Regions from separate parts of the Homo sapiens genome. Here region 2 is linked to region 1. Evidence: chromatin loops called from intact Hi-C (ENCODE). Cell type or tissue: K562. All regions are shown on one strand.

The links. A loop is a pair of places that touch in the nucleus more often than their neighbours do. Peaks named below come from ENCODE experiments on the same cell type or tissue, not always from the same donor. Only the 100,000 strongest peaks of a DNase experiment are listed, where the experiment ranks them.
Region 2: a loop joins it to region 1, with 4 times the contacts of the local background. A loop is called at or near these places in 8 of 110 quality-filtered maps.

What each region holds. Positions count from the first base shown.
Region 1 is chr4:10,169,331-10,177,330 of GRCh38, reverse strand. No RefSeq gene overlaps it. Among named protein-coding and RNA genes, the nearest start is that of WDR1, 57 kb to the right of the region's middle. In K562, CTCF peaks have their summits at 3,828 and 7,307; DNase peaks (open chromatin) are centred at 3,760, 4,877, 6,100 and 7,300; H3K4me3 peaks cover 292 bases.
Region 2 is chr4:10,235,861-10,243,860 of GRCh38, reverse strand. No RefSeq gene overlaps it. Among named protein-coding and RNA genes, the nearest start is that of WDR1, 120 kb to the right of the region's middle. RefSeq lists a cis regulatory region at 3,050-3,899. In K562, no CTCF peak of the experiment used is centred here; DNase peaks (open chromatin) are centred at 3,370 and 3,780.

The DNA of each region.
Region 1 (8,000 bases):
GAAGATGATTACATAGAAGAGATCTGGAACACTCATATGTGGAGGGGCCTATGGGAATGGTCCAATTCAGACTCTTGAGCAGTAAGAAGCCCATGCCAAGACACGCACAGTGAAGACATAAGGGTATGGACCTGCCAATTGCATCCCAAGACTCGGTGGTGAAGAGGATTCTTCAACGTGGAAAGGAGAACAATTAAATCCCAGGCCCTAGGGGCTACCTTGAAGGGATTTTTTCTGGGAGAGTTCACCTCTGTGAAGGCATTGCTCAGCTTCAGATTGTCTGTTCTCCAACCTTTCAAAGATCATGGAGAAAACACACAGGCATCTAGTACTCCACACATGAAGGTGCCATGAGAGAACTACCCCCAAGACAGCTGATGGTTTCTTGAAACCTAGTTAGGTATTCAAGTGGTCAATTCTGCTTTCCAGGGAGAAGTGTCTAGATGTTGATCACAGCCCTTCAGGGGTTGAAGGGAATTGCTATGGGCACCTAGCAGAAAAGGTAAATTGTGCTGCTTAAAGTCCTACAGTGCACAGGACAGCCCCCAATGAAAAATTACACAGGAGCATCCAATTAAAAGTTTCTGATCTAGTTGATAGGTGGATATCAGATATACATGTAATTTGAGGACTTTGGAGGATTCTGGGAGCATAGGTAGTGTGTTAAGTATTTCAGATTCAGGTTGAAGCATGCAGATGCCTCACTATGACTGTTGAAGCTTGTTTTCTGGAGCTGAGAACTGGTCCACCTTCTACCTGTTCCCTAACACCTGGCCCTTTTGCTACGCATTTACCTTAGTGTCTATATACAGACCTTTATAAGCAACAATGAGTTTGGGTGTTAACATCTCCTACTATGGACACTGGTACAGTGATCACATAGGGACATCTTGCAAGCTGTGATTGGAGGACCAACCTTCCCATCACTTTCCACTGGGGCCAGACCTCAAGTGTTGGGTCCTGGATGACTCAGATCCAGGATCTAAAGTAGTATGACTTGGGTGAGGAATGCTTCCCACATCCAGTGGAAATTCAGGTGCCCCCTCTGAGAATGCACCTCATTTTAGTCAGGGGAGCAGCCTTCCTCTATCTTAAGTCTCCCCTGCACACAAGGCAGTATGAACAACACAACCACTGCAGAAAGTTCCAAGGCCTTTTCTGGCAGTGTCAGTGCGCAGTGAAAGAACTAGACTTGAGCCACACATTTCATGAAACAGGGTAAACTACCAAAGGTCTACTAGGTGCAGAGACTGGGGTCCATCCATCTCCCTCATGTTCACCAAGGCTGTCAGTTCAGTGCGTATCCCAGCAGAAAACGATCCTACGTGCATCACTCAGACACAGTGGTATACGGAAACGTGTGTTTCAGTCTGGTTTTGGATGAGATGGATCTCTGGCTACATTATAGCCCAAGCTCTAAGGGCCAAGAATTCAGACTTAAAGGTTCCATTCTGATGGCTATGTCATTGTATCTTCCGATACCCTCTAACCAGATTCTTCATACCAATGATTCCTGAGGCCTTATGACAGCCGAGAAGTTTATGAATGATTTCAAAACATTGAGTGAAAGAACAAACTGGAAGTTTTACTTATAACAGATAGCCAAGTGGGCAATCCAAGGTCACAGTTGTCTGAAAAGCCGAGTAAGACATTGACATGGATCAAAGTTGTCTAGGATCCTCAGAGCAGAGGAAGGTACAAAGGGTAGCTCAGGCACTATTGTACCTCCTGCCCCAATGCTTGCTTGCCCCAGAAGACACCCCAGAGCCCAGAGGTTCCCATCACATGCTTCTCAGCAAAAGATGACTCTTGGGACCCAGCCACCTGGTGATGGCGCATCACCTTCAAGTGTGCTTCTAGCATTGTATGATTAGCTCTGCAGCTCAACATGGCTGGGATCCATGAGCTCAGCCACTGAGCTGAGGTCAGGCCTAAGTCTTAGTCCCTGAAGGGCCTTAAGTGTGGAGAGGTTATGATACCAGTTCTTTATTTTTAATACAGGAAAAGCTGTACAAATTCTTCCATTAAGGGACATGACATAAAGGCATAAGGGAACCAAAGAAGCCAATAACATACTAATTCCCTCCAAGTATTTCACAAGCACAGACGCACCTCTGGGTCTATAGTAACTGACACTAACCAGCTGTGGCTATGACACCTGTCAGCCATAAGGTCTCACACCACATTACCCATCTCAGACGAGATTCACAGAGAACTTTGTGTTTCCAGTCTAGGTCTTATTGTATAGATTGTTCTTTGGGGTTAAGTAGCTACCTGGACACCACTAAGCGAGAGGCCTAGGACTTCTCCCACAAAAAGCACATAACTTTACTACACTTCAGTTTAAGTCATAGGCAAAGACGGGTAACAGGTATGAAGTTGAAGGACTTAGATAACAAGGGAAGAGTCATGATTCCCTAACAAACCATTTTATGACCAAGAAAAAAATCCCTCTCCTGGACTATGCATAACATTCAGTTCATTGTGACAGCTTTCTATGAAGTTGAGATCTAAATTGGTCATAAGACACTTTCATGGTACATGGTAGAGCCTGATCCATTACTGAGACCATATATCAGCTGAGGGCCCTCTCGAGTCTGGAAAAAGCCTGCCAAAAATCTACTCCCAGAATAGAGCTCTCAAGTCCATCTGGCAACAGCCCAGATCTGCCAGCACCTTGGCAGGACTTCTCACCCAGCCATACTAATCTCACACTGGCCCCTGTGCTGTCTGGTGCTGGTAGCAAGCCCTAACCCTGTCAAACAGGCCTTAAAGAAACACCACAAACAGGATTTCTGCAGCAACATGACACGATCATGATGGCTATCACACACACTGCTAGAGGTTTACTGGAGCAGGGGGCTAGGAAAACCTGGCCTGCCCAGAGAGGGAAAACTGGTCAAACCACTAACAATAGCAGGAGCTGCCTGTGCCTTAATATGCTTTTGCTGCAGATGATCAAGCCAGCACCTGTTTCTTTGCTCCTTGCTAAGAATGCTTTGTTTCCCCTAAGGAATGCTTTTAGCTTATCTATAAAAACTATGCTTATCACTGACTTTGTCAAATGTGTGGGCCAGTCTCTGTTCATGGCTCTTAGCTCTCAAGGCTGTCAGCCCCCCGATTTCCACTTTATACCCTAATTCCTGAGTCGAATTCCTCTAGCACCATTGGTTTAGGGTCTCCACAACCGAGCTGGTCTTGGCAAGCAGTGCCCAATGGGGGGGCTCGAATTCCAGTCGAAAGGTCACTGGAGCAACGGCTGGAGTACGTGGAACTACACTGGAGCACACCCGAGTACTCTTTAAGCAATCCCTGTGGGTAAGAAGGGGAGCTCAGAAGCATCAGGATAACAATGGGACAAGGGGTGAGCAGACATGAGGCTTGAGTCTGCTTTGGCATCTCAAAAGGAGGAGTGAAGGGTAGCACCAGATGACTTATGCAGCTTTTTAGTGTGGTAGAGAAATATTGCCCCTGGTTTCTGGACCAAGGAACTCTGAATGTAGAGGTCTGGGAAAAGGTAGGCAGTGCACTGAAAAAGGCATATAAGGATGGTGCTGAGGATATTCCTGTAAACTAGTCAGTGTGGGCTCTGGTTCATTCCACCTTGGAACCTTTCCACACAGATGAGAAAAAAAAGTCAGGAAGGAGAGTACAATGAAGTAACCGAAGATGACAGAGCAAGTTTGCTTGCCAGCTAAAGCGGCAGAGGGAGATGTTTATCCCTAACCCTCTACACCTCCCCACCCATTTTGAAGAAAGTGGCCTGACCCCCTCCGGATCTCTTCTGGAGGACACTGGGTGAAAAGTAGTTGCCCCTGTGACTGAGCAGCGCCTCAAGTGACCGCTCTCAGTTACATTCAGGCAGGAATCCAGCAAGCTAGATGAGAGGGTGATATGGATGCTTGGCAGTTGCCATGACAATACAACCACCTGATCAACGGGAATATTATGGTTACATGTGAGCCTCTTCCTTTTAAGTTAAAGAATTTAAACAAGCTATTAATCAGTATGGACCAGGTTTTCCTTTTGTAATAAGACTGTTAAATGTTCTCGTCTCCAGTCAGGTGATCCCTACTGACTGGGAGGCTCTTACTCGAGCTTGTCTGACTCATGTTCAATTCTTACAGCTTAAAACTTGGTGGGCAGAGGAAGCTTCCATTCAGGCTGCTCACACTGCCCAGGCCCAACCTCAAATTTATGTAACTGCAGGCCAACTTTTGGGGATTAGCGGCTGGGCTGGTTTAGATGTGCAAGTGGTCATGCAGGATGATGCCATAGAGCACCTTAGGAGTACGTATTAGAGCTGGGGAAAATCACTTCAGAATACCCATCTTTTAGTGCTGTGAGACAAGGACCAAAAGAACCATATGTAGATTTTATAGCCAGGTTACAGGAGTCTCTTAAAAAGGCGATTGCAGATTCTGCTGCTCAGGATATGGTGTTGCAGTTATTGCTTTTGACAATGCCAATCCTGAGTGCCAAGTTGCTCTGCCACTTATTAAAGGAAAAGCACATTTGGTCGAGTATATTAAAGCTTGTGATAGTATCAGAGGTAATCTGCATAAAGTTATCCTGCTAGCCCAAGGCAATGGCAGGACTGAAAGTGGGTAAAGGAAATATTCATTTCCTGGAGCTTGTTTTAACTGTGGGAAGCATGGTAATACTAAAAAAGAATGCAGGGGAAAAAAAAAAATCAGCAAGTCAGGCTCCCAGTTGGGGGGGCAAACAACTGCTGAGCCTGGAATATGTCCAAAATGCAAAAAAGGAAAACACTGGGCTAATCAGCGTCACTAAGTCTGATAAAGATGAGAACCCAATTTCGGGAAGTGCCATGAGGGTCCGTCCCAGGCTCCGTTCCAAACCGGGTCATTCCTGGCTCAGGCCACTCTCTCACCCCTGTACAATGCCTGTCCCCTGCCACAGCCAGTACCCGCCAGAGTTATGCTGCACTAAAGCTGCGAGCCTTCTGCCTGGGGAACCCCCGCAAAAGGTGTCAACAGGAGCGGACCCCTGCCTGCGGGGACAGCAGAATTACTTCTAGGTAGGTCTAGTTTAAGTTTAAAAGGAATACAAGTACAAACAGGAGTCAGATTACAATGGAGAAATTCAAGTTATTGTATCTACTTCTGTTCCCTGGAAAGCAGAGCCAGGAGAGCGTATAGCACGGCTTAGTAAATGACACTACAATAGTGCCACAGAAACTAACCATACGTTGGAATTGAAGACATTGACTTTCAAAAATTACTAGGAGACATTAATTGGATATGACCTGCTCTAGGCATTCCTACCTGTGCCATGAGTAGCCTGTTTTCTATCGTTAGAGGAGGATCCTAGTCTCGCTAGCCCTTGGCAATTACAGGAGGCTGAGACAGAGTTACAGCTAATTGAGAAGCAAATACATAAAGATCAAACGGAATAGATCAAAAAAAGACTTTAGATTTTTCCAACTCAGCATTCACCTACTGGTGTTATTGTCCAAGACCAAGACTTAGAATGGCTTTTTCTTCCACATACTAATTCGCAGTCCTTAACTCCTTATTTGGATCAAACTGCTACTGATAGGAAATGGGAGAACTTGAATTGTTAAATTGCATGGATATGACCTTGGAAAAATTGTCCCTCTTACAAAGGCACAAATACAACAGGCCTTTATAAATAGTCTTACTTGGTAAACCCATTTAGCTGATTTTGTAGGTGTTCCTGATCACTTTGAAAATTATTTCAATTTTTAAAATTGGATTCTCCCTAGAACAATTTAAACCAATTGAAGGTGCTAAATATATTTTTACAGATGGGTCTAGTAATGGTAAAGCTTCTCATTCTGGATTAAAAAATTTTCAGACACCCTATACTTCAGCTCAAAAAGCAGAGCTTGTAGCTGTAATTGAGGTGCTGAGTGCTTGAGATGCCTGTCAATGTAATTTCTAATTGTTCATATGTGGTTCACTCCACCCAATTGAAAATGCTAAGTTACACAATTTCATACAGATGAACAACTGATTACTTTATTCACCCAACTGCAAACGGCAGTTAGGAATAGAATGCACCCTTTTTACATTACTCAATTAGAGCTCATACACTTCCCTTCCAGGACCTTTGACCACAGGCAATCAAATGACTTATCGCCTAGTTGCTACTGCATTATCTAATACTATACACTTTCACAATTTAACCCTTAATGCCTCTGGTCTCAAATGCAGATACAGCATTACCTGGAAAGAAGCTAAAGCTATCATCCAGCAATGCGCAACTTGCCAAATGGTGCATTCCTCATCTTTTACAGGAGTTAATCCTCGAGGATTGGAACCTAATTCTCTTTGGCCAATGGCTGTCATATATGTTCCCAACTTTTGGGAGACTAGCTTACGTGCATGTATATGTAGACACATTTTCTCACTTTAAGCTACCTGTCAAAACAGGAGAATCTTCTGCCTGTATTAAGTGGCATCTTTTACAAGGCTTCACACAATCATAGGCATTCCAACTTCAGTTAAAACAGATAATGCCCCAGGCTATACTAGCCAAGCTCTAGCTACATTTTTCTCTATATGGAATATTAAACACATTACTGGCATCCCATAATTCATAAGGACAAGCCATTGTAGAATCAATCTCTCCCTAAAACAGCAATTACAAAAACAAAGTGTGGGGTTGCGGGTAACAGTGACTATGGAACTCCAAGTATACAATTGAATCTAGCATTATTGACTTTAAATTTTCTGAGCCTGCCTAAAGGCCAGATGCTATCAAGCAGCTGAACAACATCTATAGAAACCAGTGGCAAAGACAGAAGCAAGACGACTGGTTTGGTGGAGAGATCTGATAACAAAGTTAGGAAATACGTAAAATAACAACATGGGGTAGAGGTTATGCTTGTGTTTCTCCAGGCCAAAACCAGCAGCCAACTTGGATACCATCAAGGTACCTGAAACCTTATGAGCCAGATGCTGAGGAAGAGATTTGGGAAGGAACCCGAGGACCCCCGATTGCAGCCATGTCGAGACTGACAGTAAGGAAGACACCAGTCCCGGCAAGCAACACTCACCAGGCACAGCCACTCACCTGGGGCCACATCAAGAAGTTGACAAAGATGGGAGAAGAAAATCTGAAGGTGGCGGAATGACCAGCTATGATGAATAATCTAATAATAGCTATGACGGCTGTGCTCACCATTGCTATGAGTACTCCCCCCACCCCCCCCCCCCCCAGTAACTGCTGAAACAATTATATTGGGCATATATTCCTTTTCTACCACTTCTACGGCCAGTAATATGCTTAGAGCCCCTAGTGGAGGTATACACTAATGATAGCTTTTGGATGCCTTTTTCTACAGATAGAGGCGTGTCTCACCCCCAAGAGGAGGGAACAATTATAAATATCTTGTTGGGATTTGAGCATTTACCTATTTGCTTAGGGAAAGCCAATGGGCGTTTACCTCCCAATCTTGGCTGGGGATAGTGCCTGAACATATCTCTGCGGCACTTACATATGCTTTCCAATCTTAGTATTTATTACAATGATTATGCTCCTGTAGCCAAGGTTTACCACCCTCAAAAACCTATCTGTAAAGTGGATTGGACATGGTCAGAAAAAATGAAGGCATTTCAGACGATCATATCATAACGCAGGCAGAGGTGTTGCATAATGATTCATATGGAGTTATTGATTGGTCCCCTAAAGGGGCATCTATGAGGCCCCACCTCTCAATCTGCAGGTAGTGGTCACTCTGCATCTAAACAAAAAATAATCTGATGGTGGACACTAAGTACAGCAAGGGTTCCTATTATTTGGGCATATGGTATAGTGGTACCGCAACCCCAAATGATATGGCGTGCTGTAGGAGCTAAACGTAAGGAATTATGGAAAATCTTAATGGCACTGAAAAAAAGATTTGGGAAGGGAAATTTATTAAGCCAGCCCAATATAATCCTAATTACATAGTAGAATTGGCCTAACGATTCAGTCCGGATACAGAGTTGTGTCCATCTGCCTTTCCTGTT
Region 2 (8,000 bases), 67 kb before region 1:
TCAGCACAAGATGACAGCTTTGGCTCCCTATGATTTCTTCTCTGACCAATCAGCACTTCTGGCTCACTGGCTTCCCCCCCATCCACCAAGTTATCCTTAAAAACTCTGCTCCCCTCATGCTTGGGGAGACCGATTTGAGTAATAAAATTCCAGTCTCCCTCACAGTCTGCTGTGTGAATTACTTTTTCTCTATTGCAATTCCCCTGTCTGGCAGCAGGCAAGGTGAACCCCTTGGGTGGTTTTAGAACTACCAATGGGTCACATCTACTCACAGCATTTATGTTGCTAAGTCCTTAACCTCAGCTACTCAAAGACTTTACAGAGAACACTGAACACTTGACAATACTGTGGATATGGGAGCCAGTGGGGAAAGACGACTGCCGGGAGCCAGGCCCACAGTAAGTATTGCCCATGTCATTCACACCCACTGGAACCTCCCTGCAGATAAAATGGAGTATCTCCATCAGAGCCCATAGGTAGAGCAAGAAACCTCACCTGGATCATCCCAAACTCTGGCATGAAAATGAACACAATAGGGACACAAACAGGAATGTCTGACAGGTAAGAGTCAAACTGATCAAGGTTGTATCCAGCACTACCCCATGTGATGCGGCTCAGACCCCACAGAAGCTGGCAAAGCTTCCATGAGAGGAAGTAGCATGACATTGGCTAGGCTCCCTCAAGTCAGAGGAACTCAGGAAAATGTCAGAAGGGAGAATGGATACCTATCACCAAAAAGTTACATTAATAACCTGAAATTAGATACATACCCTTCTTACCAGCTCAAGGAGAAAGGCATCTCTTTCACAAGCAAGTGTGAAAAAGTATCTTCGATCCCATTTCTAACACAGTGAGATACGTAGCAATGAAACACAGGAGGACACACTTGGCAGTACTTAAACGTGGAGATCCAAACCTCCTAAACCTCCACTGTACTCAGGGGTGTGGGTTGTCATTATCTTCCACAACAGTCACCTTGGAACAACTCATGACACGTAAGGAAGATTTGGCAGATAAGATAGGTCTCATTTTAGATCCTTGGACTATGTAGGGAAATAGGATCAAAGTAACAGGTCATCTGTGGATAGAGCTCCGTATTTTTTGTTATCCATTCCCAACTGTTCCATTGGTCATCTCACTGCTTTTGTGGGCATGGAGCTCCTACTTCCATGGAATGGAGTGTCTTGGTGGTTACATTCCAGTCATTAGGCTGCCCTGGGCCGCATCCTCATCCTCTTCGTCCACTTTTTCATGCAAAGTCGCATCTCAGCACCACAAGGGATAGATGCCTCAGAAGTAGGACAAAGCTATAATGATCATGGCAGACAAGCAGAACAAAATGAGACTCTTGGCCCCCAGAATCCAACTCTGTGATATCCACATTATGTACTTCCTGAGGCCCCAGTACCATTGAGTGCCCTACACTCCCATCAGTGAACACTGTAGTTCCACCCCTTCAGTGATGGCTCTCTCCACCTTGTCACCAGATCCTCCTCCTCTGTTAGAAATGATCTCAAAGCCCGAAGTACCAGATGGAGGCAGATGAATAACCTCCCAAAATATATCTGTCCTAATGTTTAGGACCTGTAAACCTGTTATGTGAATGTCTAAGGAGACAAGGAAATGTATTGAAATAAGGTTGCATAGCCCTGAATTTAAGATTCCAGGTCTTATCCAGGAGGATCCACTGTCAGAACAATTATAGACAAAGAGAAGCAGAAACAAAGGTGAAAGTGATTTAAAATGTACGCTGATTTGACATGAAAGAGGGTCCTGAAATTGCACATGAACCAACAGCCCACAAGTCAAGCAATGGAAGGGACCTATAAACATGGGAAGGTCCAGAATCCAATGGTCGTCAAAGCAACAAGACAGGAACAAACCCTGCCCTCACCATGATCTTACCCAAATGAGACCTGCTTCAAACTTGTGAGAAGATACAGATTTGATTAAAACTTGGTGGTCATTTGTTAGAGCAGGAACAAAATTGTACAGATACTCTGTTCTCTCAGTCTTTTCAGAAAAATCCAGTAAGCCACTTTAGTTTCATATGAGAAGCCTCAGAAGTATTCTTTCCCTGGGAAGCATGATCAAGGAAAACAGCTGCGTATCTTCTTACCCTTACCAAATAAAGATGTGGGTATTATCCAGTGTTCAATCTAAGTTTCCAATGAATACATGAATACCAAAGCATGAATTATTAAACCTTACACAAAAGGTAGGTCTTTACTTCAATTTTCTGTGGAAGAAATTAGGTATACAATGAAAAACCTTCCCGTGGTATCCTCAGTACCCTGGAAACTCCCTTACTGGATATTATACAGCTATTAAGGTAGAAGTACAACAATTATATCGAAATTATCCTACATAACAAGACTAATACTCATGTTGACAATGACCACTGCCACTATCTCTCGATGTTCTGGGATAAGAACATTCAGTTCTTATCCATGAAGAGGAAAAGGCAGAAGCTCCCAGCACTCTGCATTTGGTGCATTCAATGCATTCTGCATTCAGTCTTTTACCTCTGGGTGAGCTGATGATGCTGCATTGACCTGAGGATCTGCAAGAGCAGATTTAAGTGTCACGAGAAGGAGATACCTGCTCCTTCCAAGGTGAGTAGCAGTTCAATAGAATTTGTTCTGCTCAACAGTCTAGAGGGAGAGAAACAGAGCCCCATGCAAATTTAGATTACACAGTTAACACTGCAGACACATCAATTCCTAAGCATCAGTGAGTACTGTCCTCAGTCTTGATGTCTTTGGGCAAAGAGACAATTCTCCTTAGTACTCCTTAGCCTTGGATAGTCCCAATGAGCAGAGGTCATATAGAGGATTGGGGCCAGTGTACCAGGCTTATGATAACTGTGATGGTTAAAACTGAGTGTCAACTTGAAGAATTCGAAGTATTGTTTCTGGGTGTGTCTATAAGGGTGTTGCCAGAAAACATGAACATTTGAGGCAGTGGACTGGGAGAGGCAGACCCATCCTCAGTCTGGAAGGGCACCCTCTAATCAGCTACCAGCATGGCCAGGATATAAAGCAGACAGAGGAATGTGAAGAGATTCAACTGGGTTAGCCTCCCAGGCTATATCTTTCTCCCATGCTGGATGCTTCCCACCCTCAAACATCAGACTCCAAGTTCTTCAGCTTGGGGACTTGGACTGGCTTCCTTGCTCCTCAGCTTGCAGAGGGCCTATTGTGGGACCTTGCAATTGTGGGAGGTAATGCTCCTTAATAAACTCCCCTTTATATATACATCTATTAGTTCTGTCCCTCTAGTGACCCCTGACTAACACAGATAGTGACAAGGCAGCTGTTCCTTATCTAGTCATAGAAGGGTTTGTTCAGCTCTTCTCATGCACAGGCACTTTGCCAAGTCCTGATAGAATTGAGCAGGGGGTGGGTTGGGTACCGGCCTCTCTGTAAGCTATGTAGGTAAGCTATGTGAAAGGAAAATAAAAACCCAGGACCCCAATTTGCTATGCCCCCCCCCCAGAAAAATTTAAGCCAATAGCCAAGTCACGCATGATTCTGTGGCAGGCCAATTCTCCCTGACCGCCACATGGACGGGCCTGTGCAACCAGCAGACAGGCCTGTATAACACCCCAGTTAAAAATTTCCACAGCACTGCTTTAATATAAAGCTAATTAAACCCAGGGAAATGGATGCCCATGTATTAAAGCCAAAAATGAAACATATGCCCTACACAGGCTTCTCCCAAACCAGGAGCAAGTCAACATAATGGAGACAGCCTTACATTTCTTCTGCCAGGACCTGTCTTGGGCTCGATGACATCAGACGAGTCAAGTTAACAGAGGCAGCTGTGTGAATAGATGTATTGGAGAGTCTAAGGCAGCTCTCCGGACCAAACTGCAAATGAGGTAAAATAGAAATAATCACTCCGGTACCAAGGTCCTCAATTAAGTAGAATTTAGGGAGACAGGCCTTGAAGGTACTGGGGCCCTCACAGCTTGATCAGACTTGAAAGCGTTTTTTTGGCCTCTGACCTTCTAGTTGAAACAATTAGTTACCCATAGAATTAGGTGAATGCCATACCGCAGGAAGGCAAATAACCCCAGCCTATACAAGCGCTGAGAAAATTGTAACACTGAGTTGGTCTGGTGAAATTATCTCCAACCTTCTCCCTGTAGCCAGTTACAACAATAAATTCCAGTCTTTGCTAGTCAGTCTGCTTCTCACTGGGCCATGAGAAAACGCAGCTGAACCCAGCTTGGTTCCGGGAACAAAGCTGCCTTTCCTTTTGTCCCTAAAAGCAGATAGCTAGAGATAACAAGGTAAATCTCTACACAGGTACCTATTCTGTATTTGTCTTGTCATATGTAAAGTGCTGATTTACTGAGTCCAAGAGGGATGTGCCATTGACTATCCCCTACCTGCTCCTTTTCTCTTACAACGTATTGATTACCAATATCCTCACCTTTCTCCCTCCAGCCCGCTTTTCCTCTTTCAAGAATGGCACAGACCAGAGGCTGTGAGTCTGTTTCTTCCTCCTGGGCATGTCTTGTAACCTTGGAAAAATAAACTAAGTTGACTGAGAATTGTCTCATACTTTTTGGTTTATAACTGCAAGGAGTGGAGCTTCAGTTGATTCACTCTCTGGAACTGGGCTGCCAAACATAGCCTGCTGCAGGTGGAGTTATCCTGCATGTCTGGAGCAACGTGAAACAGTGGCAACATTAAGGATGCCCTGAGCACATACACTTTCACTGCAGAGCTGCTCACTGGAAGCCGAGCAGTACTCTACACCAGGAGGCTCTGAGCACCAAGGACTCATCTGGACCTAATGAGATGCTGACGTATGTTACCACTGGTTTCCAAATGAACAGGTGTTTTAGCCACCATATTCTTGCAGTAACTTTATATAGAAGGGTATTGCTAATTCTGTCCAAAATAAATTCTTAGTATGCTTGGTCTGATTAGAAGTTCTCATGGCTGGACAATTGTTATCAGCCCAGCAGGACAGGCACAAACCAGAAGTGCAGCTCCCAAGAACTATGTGGTGGTAAGGACTTCGGACCATCTTCCCCCTCAAGTAGTAAGGACTATAGCAGAAAGCATAGCATTAGGAATTCAACAACTGAAATTCCAAGGTCCAGGGACCCACATATGGCAAGCATCTTCTATGTCATCCCATGGCAGAAGGGAGACAGCATGTGCAAAGGAGGGCAAGAGAAAGGGTTCATTCTGAAGTGCAAGTCAAGAAACATCCAGCTTCTGCATCCAACCATCCATTACTACATGGAGATGTGAATGTGACAAAAGTCAGGGCAAGGGACCAAGAACAACAGACAACCAATGCAAGGAGAAGGTGCACATCATGCATTGACCTAATTATGTGGACCTGGGTGTGGAGCAGGACTTGGTCCTACCTATTCCTCATCGTCGGGAACCAGATTTCAGGCAAAAGCTATATGCTGGAAGTGCTGTGAGGAGGAGTCACCCTTCTCAGAGGCAGTTGCATTGCCACAAGGTGTCCTCTGGTGCTGAAAGCTGAGGAAGTGTGTGCATGAAGAGTAATGCAGAGACCAAGAGTCACTATGACTTTGAAGATCAAGATTTCAGATGCTTTGGAGGTAGAAAGAAATCAAAGCCCAGAACACCATTGTCATCACTGGGGAAGGGATGATCGGAAGTATCTGTTGTTCAAATGAGTGAGACATGGACTGTTCTTAGAGCTCAATTTCTGGAGGAAATAAGAATTAAGTTTAACAAATTACAGACTTCAGGTCATTTTCCCTTAAGCTGTATGGAGGTACACAGTAGTAAGATTCAACAGTTGCTATGTATTAAAACATTCACACAAGTGTGAAAAGTCACCTCCTTGTAGAGTGCCAGTGGTAAGTAGGCAGATTCTTGACACACACAGACACCATTGTCCTAATCCTTAGAACCTATAAAGATGTAAAGAGACATGCCAAGGGGGAATTTAAGGGAACCTATGAGAACAGTTTGCTAATCAACTGACTGGTATTCAGGTGTCATCCAGAGGGTTCCACTCACCAGAAGGGCAATTGATGACAAAGGAGAAGAGAAAGGTGCAAATGCAGGAGACAGATTTAAATCCTCCCACGTTCAGTTCTGCACTTCTTACACATCCTTTCCTGTATGCCCACCTAAGATAGCATGGCTTAAGAGGGCATCCAGCATCAGCTTCAAGTGTCGGATACTCAACCAAGGTGAATGAAACTTTAGCCAGGTTCAAAAACTGGTATATTTTCAAGGTACATCTCTGAAAAGGCATTTTCTGACCAAGCAACCAGAACCAATGGAATAAAGATCAAAGGCAGGCAATTCCAGAAGGTGTCAACCACATTAAGATAGTGAGCCCATGGCTCATGAAGACCATCACTGGGATATCTTCCTATAGAAAAGCAGAATGAAGTTGCTGAGATCTGAGAGCCCTGGTCTGTGAGCCTTGGAAAGAAGACCTTAGTGGTCCAGGCCCACTATCCTGGGGACATATGCAAGCATAAGTTGGAGTGCATGTCTCTTCCAGGACATCCACGAGGTGAAACATCACTAAGCTATCTCAAATACTTGCAGATAAAAATACCTTATAAGGGCATTTGAAACATAAGGAACAAGAGTCTCAGACAAGTCAGGATGACTTAGGCTGTCACTATCAAGGGCAGGCAAGATGAGGATCACATACCTCAGACTTGTGGCCAGAGTCAAAGCAAGATAGCCTTGGATACCCTTCACCTTGGTAAGTGTTGTGTCAGGTCCACTGTGCACTAAGGGCTCATCACTGCCAGGAACACAGTTGAAAGGTTTCAGGCACATCTCACGCTGCCTCCTTATGACTGGGAGGATCAAACGAGAAGGCAGCGTTTCCAGGCCTACAGACGGGAAGTCAAGATGGCAAAAGACCTCCCTCCACCGAGGCCTAAGTTGCTCATACACAAGTGAGTATTAGACCATTCTTAGACTTCAGCTGGATCATCCCAAGTGTTCTCAGAAGGAACACTTAAGACAAAAGGAATGACATTATCAGGCAGATGAGGATGAAAGGACAACATAGGTCATCCAGCAGGAGCTCAGATGGTGGCCACCACTGCTCCCCATGCTCACACCCTCCTTTGGGAAAAAGCAAACTAGCTTTGGAAGCACCACCCTTGGGAGATCAGGACAGTTTCTACAACACATGTGGGTGAGGCTTAACCAAGGATTGCAAAGCAAGGTAGAGCTTAAGAAAATGTCATTCTCTCCTTTATGATTATCCATGGGGGGTTTCCACGGAAAAACAGCACGTTCGCAGCCACATGTCCCTACAAGGAATGTGAGCCTAAGGATAGGGTGACACATCAGAACTGTTCCCTCAAGAGCACGTAGATTGCTAAGAGGAAGGGGTATACCATCACAAGTGCAGTAACTGACATGAGTTATATAGGTGTGATGGTATCATTGAGGGTTAACTTGATTGAAGGATGCAAAGTATTGTTGCTAGATGTGTCTGATGGTGTTGCCAAAGGAGATTAACATTTGAGTCAGTGAAGTGGGAGAGGCAGACCCACCCTCAAGTGTGGGTGGGCACCATCTAATCAGCTGCCAGCATAGAAGCAGGCATGCAAAGGGCAGACCGGCTGAGTCTTCCAGCCTCTCTTTCTCCCGTGGTGCATGCTTCCTGCCCTCAAACATGAGACTCCAAGTTCTTCAGTTTTTCGACTCTTGGACCTACACTAGTGGTTTGCCTTCAGCCACAGACTGAAGACTGCACTGTTGACTTCCCTACTTTTGAGATTTTGGGACTCGGACTGGCTTCCTTGCTCCTCAGCTTGCAGACGGCCTGTTGTGGGACATCACCTTGTGATCATGTGAGTCAATTATCCTTAATAAAATCCCTTTCATATATAAATCTAACCTATTATTCCTGTCCCTCTAGAGAACTCTAATACAGTAGGTGTAGAAACCCAAAACTTGGGCAGGCATTTTGTCCCAGTGAACAAATGAGTTGGGACTTCTTCCAGCATAGGACTT